2 separate regions of the Mus musculus genome follow, and region 2 is linked to region 1. The links are chromatin loops, found by intact Hi-C in ENCODE. Cell type or tissue: gastrocnemius. All regions are shown on one strand. Each heading gives the region's core, and the rest is flanking DNA. Links, peaks and the distances in the headings are about the cores only.

Region 1 (8,336 bases), core at 151-8,150:
TTAGGACCTCTGCTAGCTCCAGTCAACCCCATTCCTCCGGTCAGCCTCTTTTGCTCTGATCAACTCCACTAGCTTAGTCTCTGCTCGCTCTGGCCCAAAGATTGATGTATTATTATACATAAATACACTGTAGCTATCTTAAGACACACCAGAAGTGGGCAACAGATCTCAAGACGGGTGGTTGTGAGCCACTTTGTGGTTGCTGGGATTTGAACTTAGGACCTTCAGGGGAGTAGTCAGTGCTCTTACCCATTGAGCAATCTCACCAGCACCATGAAATATATTTTTAAAAGTCATTGGTCAATTATATTTTTGTTATTGTTTTATTTTGTTAAGACAGGGTCAGAGATGGCTCAGCATGTAAGAGCACCCAACTGATCTTTTGAAGGTCCTTAGTTCAAATCCCAGCAACCACATGGTGGCTCACAACCATCCGTAAGGAGATCTGACTCCCTCATCTGGAGCATCTAAAGACAGCTACAGTGTATTTATAATAAATAAATAAATAAATAAATAAATAAATAAATCTTACCATAAAAAGACATGGTCATATGTCAGGCAGTGGTGGTATACACCTTGAAGCCCAGCACTTGGGAGGCAGAGGCAGGCAGATCCCTGAGTTCGAAGCCAGCCTGGTCTACAGAGTGAGTTCCAGGAGAGTGAGAGCTACAGAGAGAAACCCTGTCTCAAAACAAACAAAACACAAAAGCCAATGTGTTACTATGCAACCTTGGCTAGCCTAGAGTCTGATATATAGATTAAGCTGACTTGAATCTTATAGAGATCCACCTGCCTCTGCCTCCCCAATGCTGGGATTAAAGTTGGTTCTCCATCATGCCTAGTCTCAACATTTAATACATAGATAAATGTTACATATATAGATATGGGATGGAGGATGATTGTAAAATTAAGAGCACTGGCTTCTCTTCTAGAGGACATCGGTTTGATTTCTAGCCCGCCATGATGGCTTATACCTGTCTGTAACTCCACTTCACAAGAATCAACAGTCCTCATGTGGCTACCCAAGGCACCAGACTTAAATATATCAGGGAGTCCACCTATACATACAAAAAATGAAATATATATGTAAATACACATATATGTGCATGTATACACACATATATGAGAGAGTCAGGAAGACAGGCAGAGACAGAGACAGAGGGAGAAGAGCCAGGGATAGTGGTGCACGTTTTTGATCCCAGCACTCAAGAGGTAGAGGCAGGCAGATCTCTGTGAGTTTGAGACCAGCCTGATCTTGATTTACATAAAAAGTTCAAGGCTAACCCAGGCAACATAGTAACACTCTTTATAAAAAATACACACCCTCGTGGGCATGCAAGTGTGCGCACACAGACACACACACAGACACACACGGCTGGAAAGGTGGCTCGACAGTTAAGAGCACTGGCCTGGTGCGTACAGATGCCAGAAGAGGGCACTGGATCCCCTCTAACTAGAGTTAGAGAGAGTTGTGAGCCCCCAAGTAGATGTTGGGAATCAAACCTGGGTCCTCTTGAAGAACAATCAGTCCTCTTAACCACTAAGCCATCTCTCCAGGTTCAACATGGACTATTTTTTTTTATCCATGGGAGCAGAACTCCGACATGGGCAGAGGGACTGTTAAACACATTGTACACTGTTTAGCTCCAGGTTGTGTACAATGCTCAGAACTTGGGTAGTATGCTTATCTGAGCAGTTAGACCAGCATGGATACCCAAGGCAGAACTCAGAGGCTGAGGTCTCACACTGTCTCACACATTATTCTCTGCTCCCCTGCAGCTGAGTATTGACAGTTGCTGGGTCGGCTCCTTCTACTGTCCCATTCTTGGCTTCTCAGCCACCATCCATGACGCCATTGCCACCGAGAGCACGCTCTTCATTCGACAGAACCAGCTTGTCTACTATTTCACAGGCACCTACATCACACTCTTCGACAAAAGCCATGGCAGCAGTGAGTACACTGGACTTGGGGTAGGGGGCAGGAGGCATGTGGGTGTCAGAGAAACAAAACCAAGAAGGATATTGACCAGAAAGGAAAAAGTCCAGGCATTACCATGGTGTACACCTTTCATCCCAAAACCTGGGAGACAGAGGCAGGGGCATCAGGAGCTTATGGTCACCCCTAGCTACATAACCTGTTTGAGGTGAATCTGGGCTACATGAGACTCTGGAGAGGCGGGAGCACACACATGGGTAGGGACGTTGCCAACCTCTAATCCTAGCACTTGAGATGATCTAGTTCAGGGCAATCGTGGGGTATGTATGTATGAATTAGGTCCCAGAGAGCCTGGGACACTGAGTGAGAACTGGTTCAAGCCACTCCCTCTGGGATGGAGGAGAGGGCAAAACAAACCAGGAGAGGTGGGGCGCACCTGTGGGTTGGCTTACCAGACCCAGAAGCCCATGAGCACTTGGCTTCAGACAGATGTCTATCCAGGTACTCGCTGTAACTCTTGGTCTCCTTGCTAAGCTTGGTGATTCCTACCCACACCCAGACCCAGAGAGTCACACATCTTTTGGCTAGTGGCTGCATGATGGCAGGGCCTCTGACTTGCCTCAGTCTGTCCAACACACAGTTCAGAACCAAGGGAACAAAAGAAGGGGTAGCCCATCTAGACCTCACAAACAGCCCCAGTAGAGTGGTACATACATGGGAGGAAATAGCTGTGGGGAAAGAGGGAGTGGGAGAAAACCGTGTTCTGCCAGAGTTCTGGTGCTCTGAGTGGGCAGATGCAGAAGGACTGCCACATGCTTTCCACATAACCCCAGGTTGGTGTCTGGCTGCGGGAAGCCACTAAACCCCAGCTTGGCGTGTGGTGGACAAGGGGTAGCCCCAGGTACCACATTCTCAATCTCAGGCATCCCACGCTGGATACTGTGGAAGAGCTGAGAACAGAATGGGGGCCCCAGGACGGCTTGGTCAGCCCCAGAGCCAAAGGGAGGAGAGGGCAGAGAGAGAGGGGGCGCTGTGTGGTTCCTATGTGGGTGAGAGTCCTTGGTCCAGACTGTGGCTGGAGCACAGGATGGCCTTCTGGCAGGAGGTTAGACGCAGCTCCTTAGGGGAAAGCCTATCCCATCGCTCAAGCACAGCAGGCATTGATGAGCAGAGACAGTCTATGGTTTTAGAGCTTTATTGTAGAATGGCAGGGAGAAAGAGAGAAGGTAAAAAGAGGGAGAGAGGCCAGCCATGGCCATGTGGTGAGAGGGGGGAAGGAGAGAGAGAAGGAGGGCTAGAGAGTAAGAAAGGTGAGTTTAAGAGTACGAGGGGGGGCCAAGCGGATCCTTTTATAGGCCGGACCATCTTGCTTTTGCCAAGTAACTATGGAGAGGATCATACCTGGTTATGGTCAGGTAACTGTGGGGGTAGTGTCTAGCCAGAATGCCCGGAGCTTGGGACATTGTCTGCTTGACTGCTAGTCACACATCTCTCCTGTGGGGGCTGTGGGAGTGGTAACTTCAACAGGGTCCAGGAGTCCAGGAGACATGATCGAACACCTTCCGTCTCATGTTGGTGGAAATCACCATCCATCAGGACCCTGGGGTTCTAGATATTGCTTGATTGGAGACCAGGCTGTCTCTGCCCAGCCCACTGCCCCACACATACCAGATACCACACTGCAGCATTGAGGAATGCAGCAGCTGGAAGCTGGCCTATTTGAGAGCAGCCTGGGTTATATATGGAGTTAGAGGCCAGCCAGAGATACAGTGTTAAAGCCCTGTCTCATAAAACCAAAGCCAGTCATAGCACGTTAGAATTCAAGAGTAGAGGATGGAATGGGGGTGGGGTGTTGTTACAAAAGTGACAGGTGTTGCTCTGGAGTCTCCCCAGCTCTACAAAGACATGTTGCTCCAGGCTAAGAGGACAGGTAGCAGGGTCTGTAAGACCCAGAAGGAAAGGTTTGGGGTTCAGGCCCCATTTTGACCAACCTGGTTTTGAGTCCCCATGTTTGCCCCCCAGGCAGATGGGTTCGTGTCCTGCCTAGCGAGTGCATTAAGAGACTGTGCCCGGTGTATGCCAGTGGCAATGGTTCTGAGTACGTCCTAGCCCTCACCACTGGCAAGAATGAGGGTTATATTCACATCGGGACCATCACAGGTAAAAGCCATGTCTTCTGAATACTCAGGAAAGAATTTTCTACATTCTCACCTAGGGCTCCTATTCCTTGCCATGTGTCCTCAGGAGAGGTGGCAGGCTCAAAGTTGTTCTGTATGTATGGAAATGGGTATGCTTGCTGCTAAGCCTGAGGACTTGAATTCAGTCCCTGGGACCCACATGAAGAAAGAAAAGAGCCAAATCCCACAGGGTGCCCCTCTAACCCACACATATGTGCACAGCATGTAGGGATTTGGGGCCATCCTGGTCTATGTAGGGAATTCCAGGATAGCTAGGGTTACATAGTGAGGCCTTCTCTCAAAAAAAAAAAAAAAAAAAATAGGGGAAGGACCAGAGAGATGGCTCAGAGGCTGAGGGCACTGGCTGCTCCTCAGTTCCTAATCACATTCCAGGGGATCTGATGGTCTCCATTGGCCTCCTCCAACACCAAGCACTCAGGTAGTACATATACATATAGGCATGCAAACACACACACACACAAAGGGGATCATAACAATGCTATTTGTGTGCTCACATGCAGTATTAGTCAGGACTACCACATTTCTTGGTAGTCAAGAGGTCATACAACAGAGGCAGGCACGGCCTTCCTCATTCCATGTTCTCATGCCACATCATTTACTTGGTTGTTTTTGAGACAGGATCTTAGCATGTAACTTACTCTCTTGGAACTCACTATGTTGAGTAAGCTAGCTTCAAATCTATAATGCTCTCCCAGCCTCTGCCTCTGGAATTAAAGGCCTGCACTGATAGTCAGGGATCCCACCAAGATACTCAGTTTCCTGCCAGGATCTGCTAGACTCAGCTGAAAAGATTGTGTGTGTGTGAGTGTGTGTGTTTGTTTGTCTGGGTTTTTTAAAAAAGAGAAAGCATAGCTGATAAGCTGGGCAGTGTTGTTGCACACCTTTAATCTCAGCACTCAGAAGGCAGGGACAGACCCATCTCTGATTTAGAGGCCAGCCTGGTGGACAGAGTGAGTTCCAGGACAGCCAGGGCTCTATAGAGAAACCCTGTCTGGAAAAACAAACGAAAAAGAATAGTTGATGAGTCCCTGTAAACAAATCACATATTGACAACCATATGTAACACAGGTACTCCCACTGCCACCTGCCTGCTCCATGGAACCCTAGATCTGTGGCTTTCACCAAGTAACAGGAGTTACACACACTTTCCCATCTGTAAAATGGGACCAGATGACAGTACTGTAGTATTTGGTGGGGGGGTTATAATATAGAGATCAAATAATTTCCACATGGTAGAAAGAGGAAGACTCCCAAAAGCTGTCCTCTGTTGCTGAAGAATGTGCATGTGAATGCACACATACACATACATGTTGACATAGAGTATACATAATAAGTGCAGAGAGGGTAGGCATAACCCTTGGAACTCTAAAGCCGAAGGACCAAGAGCTGGAAGCCATCTTGAACTAAAAAAGACAAACGCAGGGCCAGAGTGTGGCTAAGCATTAGACAGTCTGTATGGAATCTACCAGTAAATGCTAGGTCACCCATTGTGCACCACCACACCTCACTACATCACTTCTAACACCCAGCCACAGGATGCACTCTGACTGGCCTGTATTGGTCACACCTCCATATCTAAAAATGTTTTTGAGACATTAGGTTAAGTGTAGGTCAAGTGTAAAGATGAGAATGCCGGGAGTCAGCCTGAACCCTAGAACCCCTGGACTAAGAGGTTCAAGGTGTGGAGGACCCCGATGGAGTTCTGGTTGGGTAGCATGCCCTACAGGTGCTGGTGGACTAGAAAGGGCCTGAGCGTGGCATCTGACTTGATCCACAGATGGCCTCGTGTCCTTCGAGATGGTGCCAGATGGCTGGTCAGTATGTGAAAAATTACCAGGTACTCATTTTTTTTTTTTGTGTGTGTGTGGGATCTGGAATAGGAGGGTGGTAGGCCTTTGAGAAATGGTGTGAAAGGTTATGGGGATAGCTGGATTCTAGACTGCTGTGGATTTTTCTCTCCCCCAACAGGTAAAAACTGCAGCATCGACTGGGCTACATACATCGCTGATGAGAGGAACCTGCTGTTGTTAGTGAAAATTGACTCTGGGCAATTTTACCTAGTCAACTTTAATACAGGTAAATCAGGTTGCCTGGAGGTCAGGAGGGAACATGCAGGGGTGAGGACTGTCACCATAGGCCCACCCCACACATGCCACTCTTAGATAAGGTGTGCAGTGGGCTGGTGAAGCCAGTGTGTCTAGGACAGAGAGAAGAGGACAAGGTGGAAGCCTGCAGACCGAACAGAACTACATCAGGGAGGGCCCTGTAGTCCACAAGGAGATTCAGTTTTATGTTCCTTTGAGATAAAAACTGTCTCAAAAATGACAATAGAGGAGGAATCCCCAAGTGGACACCCAGTGTGTATATACACATATTTGCAGTTTGATATTCTATGTCAGCAAGGTGGCTCAGTGGGTACAGGCACTTGCCACCAAAAGTGATAACCTAAGCTCAATTCTCAAGACCCACATGATAGAAAGAGGAAGACTCCCAAAAGCTGTCCTCTGTTGCTGAAGAATGCGCATGTGAATGCACGCATACACATACATAATGACATAGAGTATATATAATAAGTTAAGGAAAATATTCTATGTTAAATGGAAAATCACTAGGTCCTTTATGGTGGGTGGGAATTGTTTTGTTTGTTTGTTTGTTTGTTTGTTTTTGTGTTTTGAGACAAGGTTGTATTGTGTAGCCCTTGCTCGCCCAGAACTCCCCTTGTAGACCAAGCTGTCTTCCAACGCTCAAAAGATTCACATGCCCCAGTTCCGAGTGCTGGGATTAAATAGTCACCTTGCTCAGTTGACAGCAGAGTCACATATAAAGCTTGGAGAATAGTAACTCTGACTTTGCTTACAGATATTGTGAGATTAGGGTTTCAAGAGAGTTCTTCAGGTTTCTGGGTGCTGTTTTCTTATCTCTAGAGTTCAAGACTCTGAATATCCTCTACAAAATACCAGAGTTTATACCGGAAGGTAGGACCAAAGGGCAAGGGTGATTTCCAGGGTGGACAGTGATCAGGAAGAGACCAGGTGAGCACTCTTCTCCTCTCCCCTGCCTCCTCATCTCCTCTGTTGTGGTCAGCTAAGGAACTAGACTTCTTGGTGCTCCTTGATACAGTGACATACACCAACACTCCTATGACACCCAAGGGCTTGTTCTTCAACACATTGAACAACATGTTGTACATCTGGGGCAACTTCATCCTGCAAAGGTAGGTGTAAGCCATCTTCCCAGGGATCCAGGCACACAGATGTGCCTGCAAACACACACATATTTGTTTACATAAATAATTTTAATCTGTTTTTGAGACATGTCTCACCTATGTAGCCCTGGTTGTCCCAGAACTCACTCTGTAGAGCAGGCTGGCCTCAAACTCAAAGTTCTGTCTGGCTCTGCCTCCCTAATGCTGAAACTAAAGGCCTATGCCATAGCTCCCAGTTTTATTTTATTAAATTGTGTGTGTGTGTGTGTGTGTGTGTGTGTGTGTGTTAGTGGTGGTGGTGGTACACACATAGGAGTGCAGGTGTCTGTGGAAGCCAGAAGAGGATGTAGGAAACCCTGGAGCTGGAGTTAATCCAGGCACTAGAGTGGAGCTCAAGGTCTTGCTTAGGTTAGGAAAGTCCTCGGCTGGTAAGCCCTGCCCCTGGACCCTCACTAGTGGACTCTAGATGAGGACTCTGAACAGAATCTTCCCACTCCAGCTCTGGGAGCCCTTTTGTAAAATGAAACTTTTCTGGACGGGACATGTGAGCAATAGAAAGTGTTTTCTGGGATCTACCCTCTTATTCTTCAGGAACCCAGAGGCCCTGTTCATGGACAGTTGGCATCTGCTTTTTCATGATGCACTTGGTTAAAAGAAAGGAACCCAACTCAAAAATCACTTAAGCAGAAAGAATCTACTGTGCATGACTGTTGCATGGAAAGATGAAGGTCTAGCTTCATGCATGACTGGATCCAGGGCTCAAGGGTTTGCCACTAGAGCCCCATTTCTAGGCAAGGTAGTACTTTTACTGTCCTAGGCCAGAAAGCTGAGTCCTGGGGTCCCCCAAAAAGCAGAGATGGGGAGATAGAGGTCCAAGAGCACAAGGACACTCTCTTGCACAGTGGAAGCTAGAGCCACAGTCACAGGGTCACTTTGCTAGTGTTGACAATGCCAGAGAACAAGCAATCTGATTACTTGCTGTATTATGGATGCGATG
Region 2 (8,336 bases), core at 239-8,238, 510 kb after region 1:
TTTTGAGGCGGAGTCTCATGAGAGCCAGGCTGACTGACTGGTATAACAAAGAACCACCTCAGACTTCTGACCACCTTGCCTCTCCAGGCTCCGTGGGAGCTTGCTGGGATTCTGAAAGCCCATTGGACCACCGCACTTGTTTTTATTCTGTGATGAGGAAAGAGCTTAGTGCCTCACCATACTAGGGAAGCAGTCTCACTGCAGGACCGGAGAGGTAGGAGCTCATTGGTTAAGAGTACTTGTTGCTGTTGCAGACAACCAGAGTTTGATTCTTAGCACCCATCCGGTGCTCACAGCCACACATAACCACAGTTCCAGGGGATTCAACAGGCATGCACACGGTACACATACACGTTATTCATACAAAATATTGATGCACGTTAAGTAAAATAAGTAAATCTAAAGAAAGGGAGTTAAAAAAAAGTGTCGATGTGTGTCTATACTTCAGAACAAAAGCGTCTAGGCTGGGTGATGTAGAAAGATCCTTTCTCAAGACACCAACAAAAAGTTTTAAGTACATTGAGCTATAACTCACTCGTGATAAAACACCACAAAAGTGATAATTTGGTCCTAGAAAAGCTGGTTGACTATGCTACAAGAACCAAGGGGCTGGGCAGTCAGTCACCCGAGTACCATTTGCTTCTTATGTTGGTTTGAACTAGGGTCATATGTGTCACAGGCTGTCCTTAACTCAGGGTCCTCCTGCCTCCTTCTCCCAAGTACTGGGGTTATAGGTGTGTACAACCATGCCCAGCTTTGTTTTTGTGTTTTTTGAGACAATGTCTTACTATGGAGCCCCCGCTGGTCTAGAACTCCCTACTTGGATCAGGCTAGCCTTGAACTTGCATTGATTCTCCTACATCTGTTATCTGAGTGCTGGGATCACAGATTTAAGTCACCACCCTTGACTCGAACATTTTTGTTTTTAAAACATTTTATTTATATCTATGAGTGTTTTGCCTGCATGTGTGCCTGTATACCACATGTGTGCCTGGTACAGATTCCAGAAGAGAGAATATAAACCCAGGAGATAGGTTCACTTAGAACTCTCTATAGAATAAACTGGTCTCAGACTTGTGGTGATCCTCCTGTTTCCATCTCCTGAGGGGGTGGAAGGTGAATGTTACTACACCGGCCTCTAGATTTTATTGATCTGCTTACTTTTGAGACAGCCATACTTTACTTTATTCATAGCCCAGGCTGACTTCAAACTCCCTATGTGCCGTCCTGAACTAGCCTTGAATGAAAGAGCCTGCTGTCTAACTCTCTGGAGCACAGGGAACGAGTGTGTGCCATCACAGTAGGCTGCACCGCCACGATCTCTTACCCTTCCATGGTGGGGAGAACCTGCTGTGTCCACCCAGCTCCAGGTGTAGGACATTACTCCAGGGGTCTCCAGGCAATGGACCCTGGACTAAGTTATGCCCTCTCCCCTTCAGAATAGTGAGGAGCTGGCCCGAAAGGGCCACCTGATGGGGATGAAGCCCATGGTCCGGATCAACTACATGTACTCAGTCAATTTCTACCGTTGGGAGATGGAAAATTTGCAGATTCTGATGGAGGCTGCTCCAATGCGCAGCACAGGTGGGCCAAACTGCTTGATGGTGGTGGGTGGGTGTGGGAGTGTCTGGGGAGTGCCCTGAGCCCACCTGGACTTCTGGCAGTCTCCTAATACCTCTCTCTTGCCTGTGCCCCATCCAACCATCAGGGTACTGCCCGGCAGAGGCCATGTGCATCCTGAACTGGTACACACCCATGCCCTTTAAAAACGGCTCCGTGGTCTCCTCAGTGGACATCTATACCAATGGTATAGGGCCCTTCATACCCAAGAAAAGGTGCTGTTTCTGGTAGTGGGCACACTCAGAGGAAAGGCAACCCCCAGAATCCCAAAGGAAGCAGGGGAAGCAAAAGGGAGGTGGCAGGGAAAGGTGGCTGTGAGCTGGGAGGGTCCCCTGAGATGGCATTCCTCACTGGAACCTGCTTGCAGGTTCTATGTGAATATGAATGGCTTCTTGAAGAGAGATGCAAGTGGTAAATCCTTATTCGCCATAGGATATGAGGTGAGGGCTGCCAACTGGGATAATACAGGAAGTGGACACACATTGTCTTCAAACCTCCAAACCAACACAGATCCATTTCATTTGCAGGGCACTTTCTTGATCTCTGGGCCCCAGGTGCCATTTGTTCTAACAGTACCTTGGAGTTCCTCTTTCAGGGTATATATGGAGAAGGAGAGGTGCTTACACACACACACACACACACACACACACACACACACAGCCTCCCCCCGTGCTAGAGTCTGAAGAGCACTTTCCAGGTAAACACAGGGTGATAGCTAGCCCATCCCCGTTGCCTCATTGGATTTTGTATAGATTTTTTAAAATTACATTATTTTGTATGTGCTTATACCATGATATGCATGTGGAGGTCAGAGGACAGCTTTTAGGAGCCTGTTTTCTTTCCACCATGTGGAATTGCCTGGGATTGAACTCAAAGACATTAGACTTGGCAGCAGGAGCCATTGCCTGCCAGACCATCTCACAGGTTCCTGTGTAGTGTTTTATAACAAGGTGTCAGTAAACCTGGCAGTGGTCTCATTATACAGACCAGGCAAGCTTTGTGAGACTCCTGCCTCAGCCTCCCAAGTACTAGTCCTAGATTGGGGCACCAAGCCAGGCCTACAGATCATTTTAACTTTTCTAACTCATTTCTCTATTTTGTGGTGGAGGACACACACGGGGCACATACATGGAAGTGAGAAGACAACTTTCAGGAGTTGATTCTCTGTTTCTATCATTAAACTCAGGACATCAAGCTTGGTGGCAAGTGTCTTTTACCCACCAAGCCAGCTCACATGCTGTGTATATGCACTTCAAAGACAAGAACACTGAGGCTCCAATTTCCTACCTCCTGTCAGAGAGATCCCCAGAGAAAGTGACCTCAAACCATTCTTCATGATTCCCACACCCATATTCCAGTGTGAGTGTTTTGTATGAGAGTGTGCGTGTTTATGCAAGGGGCAGGGGAGACCATGTGTGTGCGCGTGTGTGTGCGTGTGTTGAGGATTGAACTCAGGTCCTCATACATGCTAGACCAGCCACATCACCACTGAGCTAAATCCAGAGCCCTGCAGCCATGTTCTGAGCATGCTATGCATTTACCCAGCTAGCAAATGCTTCCCTTGCTAGAGGGACTTGCTAGGAATGCACCTCACTTCAAAAGTAGGGGGCATGAAAGATGGAAAGGGAATGAAGAGGCCGCTGCTGTAAAATCCCTGGAGTGAGCTGAATGTAAGGAAGAGGCTGGGATTGGGTTAGAGAGGAGCCATCGAGTGCAGGAGAATGGGGTTAGGGAGGTGACAGCAAGCAGCAGAGGCTTTGTAGTCAGATGAGAACGTTGGCTGTGGCAGAGATGGAGGTACAGTCAGGTAAGTGAGGGCTGAATGGCGTTTCTGTTTTCCTGACAGAGCCTTGTTCTGAAGTCGAGTCACTTTAGGCTTTCAAAATCAAGACCCCTGTGGTACACTGTGAACCATGCCCCCGTGTTCATCCTTGGAGGCTTTTATGATGAAAAGGCCATCCTGTTCTCAGATTCTAATTTCCAGGACTATGTTCTCTTGGAGGTGAGTGATAGCAGGCAGATTCAGGCTTGGCTTTCTGGGCAGTGCTGGGTCTTAGACCCTGAAGGGGGTCTGGGACTACAGAATTGGACTTCAAAGATATGCCAGTGTACAGCAACAGGGCTTGAAGAAAAATTTTACTGCTAAGAAGCATAGGTTCAAATATATATATATATACATATATATATATATTTTTTTTTTTTAAAGACACTTCTTGGGGCATGGGCTGGAGAGATGGGTAGGAGGCTGAGATCACTGGCTGTTTTTCCAGACAATCTGGGTTCAAGTCCCAGCATCCACATGGCAGCTCACAACCTCCTGTAACTCAAACTGCAGGGAATCTGGTGCCTCTGGCCTCCACAGGCACTGTCACTCCGACACAAACTCTCTCTCTCTCTCTTTCATACATACACACAGAGATACATAGTTTAAATTATATATATATATGTATATATATGTGTGTGTGTATGTATATATATGTGTGTGTGTGTATGTATATATATATATAAGGTTTAATTATTTCAGTGTTTATGAGTACACTGTAGCTGTACAGATGATTTTGTACAGCTTTCATGTGGTTGTTGGAAATTGAATTTTAGTACCTCTGCTAGCTCCTGTCAACCCCATTCACTCCGGTCAGCCTCGCACACTCTGGTCAACTCCACTTGCTAAGTCCCTGCTCGCTCTGGCCCAAAGATTGATATATAAGTACACTGTAGACACTGACACCCTTCTTCTGACGTGTCTGAAGGACGTCAGATCTCGACAGGTGGTTGTGAGCCACCATATGGTTGCTGGGATTTCAACTCAGGACCTTCAGGGTCAATGCTCTTACCCATTGAGCCATCTCACCAGCACCATGAAATATATTTTTAAAAGTTATTGGTTATAGTGCAGTGGTGGCATACACCTTTAATCCCAGCACTTGGAAGGCAGAGGCAGGCGGATTTCTGAGTCCAAAGCCAGCATGGTCTACAGAGTGAGTTTTAGGACAGTCAGGGCTACACAGAGAAACCCTGTCTCAAAAAACCAGAAAAAAACAAACAAGTTATTGGTCAATTATATTTTTGTTATTGTTTTATTTTGTTAAGACAGGGTCATATGTCAGGCAGTGGTGGTATACACCTTGAAGCCCAACACTTGGGAGGCAGAGGCAGGCAGATCCCGAGTTCCAGGCCAACCTGGTCTACAGAGTGAGTTCCAGGATAGCCAGGGCTACACAGAGAAACCCTGTCTCAAAACAAACAAAACACAAAACGCCCAGGTCTTCCTATGCAACCTTGGCTAGCCTAGAGCCTGATATATAGATCAGACTGACTTGGATCTCGTGGAGATCCACCTGCCTCTGCCTCCCCAGTGCTGGGATTAAAGTTGGTTCTCCATCATGCCTGGTCTCGATATTTAATACATAGATAAATGTTACATATACAGATATGGGAAGGAGAGATGATTGAAAAATTAAAGGCACTGGCTTCTCTTGTAGAGGACACCGGTTTGATTTCTAGCCTGCTATGATGGCTTATACCTGTCTGTAACTCCAGTTCCCAAGAATCAACAGTCCTCATGTGGCTACCCCAGGCACCAGACTTAAATACATCAGGGAGTCCACCTACACATACAAAAAAGAAATATATATGTAAATACACATATATGTGCATGTATACACATATATATGAGAGAGTCAGGAAGACAGGCAGAGACAGAGACAGAGGGAGAAGAGCCAAGGATAGTGGTGCACGTTTTTCATCCCAGCACTCAAGAGGTAGAGGCAGGCAGATCTCTGTGAGTTTGAGACCAGCCTGATCTTGATTTACATAAAAAGTTCACAGCTAACCCAGGCAACATAGTAACACTCTTTATAAAAAAGACACACCCGCGCACGTGTACACACACACACACACACACACACACACACACACACACACACACGGCTGGAAAGGTGGCTCCACAGTTAAGAGCACTGGCCTGGTGCCTACAGATGCCAGAAGAGGGCACTGGATCCCCTCTAACTAGAGTAAGAGTTGTGAGCCCCCAAGTAGATGTTCGGTATGGAACCTGGGTCCTCTTGAAGAACAACCAGTGCTCTTAACCACTAAGCCATCTCTCCAGGTTCAACATGGACTATTTTTTTTTTTTATCCATGGGAGCAGAACTCCGACATGGGCAGAGGGACTGTTGAACACATTGTACACTGTTTAGCTCCAGGTTGTGTACAATGCTCAGAACTTGGGTAGTGTGCCTATCTGAGCAGTTAGACCAGCATGGATACCCAAGGCAGAACTCAGAGGCTGAGGTCTCACACTGTCTCACACATTATTCTCTGCTCCCCTGCAGCTGAGTATTGACAGTTGCTGGGTCGGCTCCTTCTACTGTCCCATTCTTGGCTTCTCAGCCACCATCCATGACGCCATTGCCACCGAGAGCACACTCTTCATTCGACAGAACCAGCTTGTCTACTATTTCACAGGCACCTACAGCACGCTCTTTGACAAAAGCCATGGCAGTAGTGAGTACACTGGGCTGGGGGTAGGGGGCAGGAGGCATGTGGGTGTCAGAGAAACAAAACCAAGAAGGATATTGACCAGAAAGGAAAAAGTCCAGGCATTACCATGGTGTACACCTTTCATCCCAAAACCTGGGAGACAGAGGCAGGGGCATCAGGAGCTTATGGTCACCCCTAGCTACATAACCTGTTTGAGGTGAATCTGGGCTACATGAGACTCTGGAGAGGCGGGAGCACACACATGGGTAGGGACGTTGCCAACCTCTAATCCTAGCACTTGAGATGATCTAGTTCAGGGCAATCATGGGATTTGTATGTATGAATTAGGTCCCAGAGAGCCTGGGACACTGAGTGAGAACTGGTTCAAGCCACTCCCTCTGAGATGGAGGAGAGGCCAAAACAAACCAGGAGAGGTGGGGCGCACCTGTGGGTTGGCTTACCAGACCCAGAAGCCCATGAGCACTTGGCTTCAGACAGATGTCTATCCAGGTACTTGTTGTAACTCTTGATCTCCTTGCTAAGCTTGGTGATTCCTACCCACACCCAGACCCAGAGAGTCACACATCTTTTGGCTAGTGGCTGCATGATGGCAGGGCCTCTGACTTGCCTCAATCTGTCCAACACACAGTTCAGAACCAAGGGAACAAAAGAAGGGGTAGCCCATCTAGACCTCACAAACAGCCCCAGTAGAATGGTACATACATGGGGGGGGGCAGTGGGTGTTGGGGAGAAAACCCACATTCCGCCAGAGTTCTGGTGCTCTGTGCGGCAGACACAGAAGGAGTGCTGCATGCTTTCCACATTGGCTTTCCACATAGCCCCGTGTTGGTGTCTCCCTGTGTGAAGCCACTAAGCCCCAGCTCAGTAGGTAGTGGACAAAGGGCAGTTCTAGATACCATGTTCTTAGTCTAGGGCATCCCACACTAGATACTGTGGGAGAACTGAGAACACAATGGGGGCCCTGGGGTCAGCTCTGGAGCCGAAGGGAGAAGAAGGTGGGTGTGTGTGGGTGTGCGGTGTGTGGTTCCCATGGGAGTGAGAGTCCTTGGTCCAGACTGTGGCTGGAGCACAGGATGGCCTTCTGGCAGGAGGTTAGACACGGCTCCTTAGGGGAAAGCCTATCCCATTGCTCAAGAACAGTGGGCATTGATGAGCAGAGACAGTCTGTGGTTTTAGAGCTTTATTGTAGAACGGCAGGGAGAAAGAGGAAGGTAGAAAGAGGGAGTGAAGCTGGCCATGGCCATGTGAAGAGAGGGGGGAAGGAGAGAGAAGGAGGGCTAGAGAGTAAGAAAGGTGAGAGTTTAAGAGAGCGAGGAGGGGCCAAGCAGCTCCTTTTATAGAGGGTTGGACCATCTTGCTGTTGCCAAATAACTATGGAGAGGAGCATACCTGGCTATGGTCAGGTAACTCTGGGGTGGTGTCTAGCCGGAATGCCTGGAGCTTGAGACATTGCCTGCTTAACTGATAGTCACACATCTCTCCTGTGGGGGCTGTGGGAGTGGTAACTTCTACAGGATCCAGGGGTCCAGGAGACATGATCAAACACCTTTAGTCCCATATAGGTGGAAATCACCACCTATCAGGTCCCCCAGGGTTCTAGATATTTGCTCGACTGGAGACCAGGCTGCCTGTACCCAGCCCACTGCCCCACACATACCAGATACCACACTGCAGCATTAAGGAAGGCAGCAGCTGGAAGCTGGCCTATTTGAGAGCATTCTGGGCTATATATGGAGTTTGAGGGCCAGCCAGAGCTACATTGTTCAAACCCTGTCTCATAAAACCAAAGCCAGTCATAGCATGCTAGAATTCAGGGGTAGAGGATAGAATGGGGATGGGGTGTTGTTACAAAAGTGACAGGTGTTGTTCTCAAGTCTCCCCAGCTCCACAAAGACATGTTGCTCCAGGCTAAGAGGACAGGTAGCAGGCTCTGTAAGACCCACAAGGAAAGGGTTGGGATTCAGGCCCCATTTTGACCAACCTGGTTTTGAGTCCCATGCTTGTCCCCCCAGGCAGATGGGTTCGTGTCCTGCCTAGCGAGTGCATCAAGAGACTGTGCCCGGTGTATTTCAGTGGCAATGGTTCTGAGTACGTCCTAGCCCTCACCACTGGCAAGAATGAGGGTTATATTCACATCGGGACCATCACAGGTAAAAGCCATGTCTTCTGAATACTCAGGAAAGAATTTTCTACACTCTCACCTAGGGCTCCTAT

What was found. A loop is a pair of places that touch in the nucleus more often than their neighbours do. Peaks named below come from ENCODE experiments on the same cell type or tissue, not always from the same donor. Only the 100,000 strongest peaks of a DNase experiment are listed, where the experiment ranks them.
Region 2: a loop joins it to region 1, with 6 times the contacts of the local background. A loop is called at or near these places in 19 of 42 quality-filtered maps.

What each region holds. Positions count from the first base shown.
Region 1 is chr7:29,710,601-29,718,936 of GRCm38, reverse strand. Catsperg2 (cation channel sperm associated auxiliary subunit gamma 2) reads left to right here. Exons shown (of 29, transcript NM_029714.4): 8 at 1,780-1,951; 9 at 3,959-4,096; 10 at 5,912-5,971; 11 at 6,103-6,210; 12 at 7,059-7,109; 13 at 7,219-7,348. Among named protein-coding and RNA genes, the nearest start is that of Catsperg2, 12 kb to the left of the region's middle. In gastrocnemius, for the core only: no CTCF peak of the experiment used is centred there; no DNase peak of the experiment used is centred there.
Region 2 is chr7:29,200,053-29,208,388 of GRCm38, reverse strand. It overlaps Catsperg1 (cation channel sperm associated auxiliary subunit gamma 1), which reads left to right. Exons shown (of 28, transcript NM_001368407.1): 3 at 1,440-1,584; 4 at 1,709-1,835; 5 at 1,988-2,060; 6 at 3,467-3,622; 7 at 5,954-6,125; 8 at 8,135-8,272. Among named protein-coding and RNA genes, the nearest start is that of Catsperg1, 6.7 kb to the left of the region's middle. In gastrocnemius, for the core only: no CTCF peak of the experiment used is centred there; no DNase peak of the experiment used is centred there.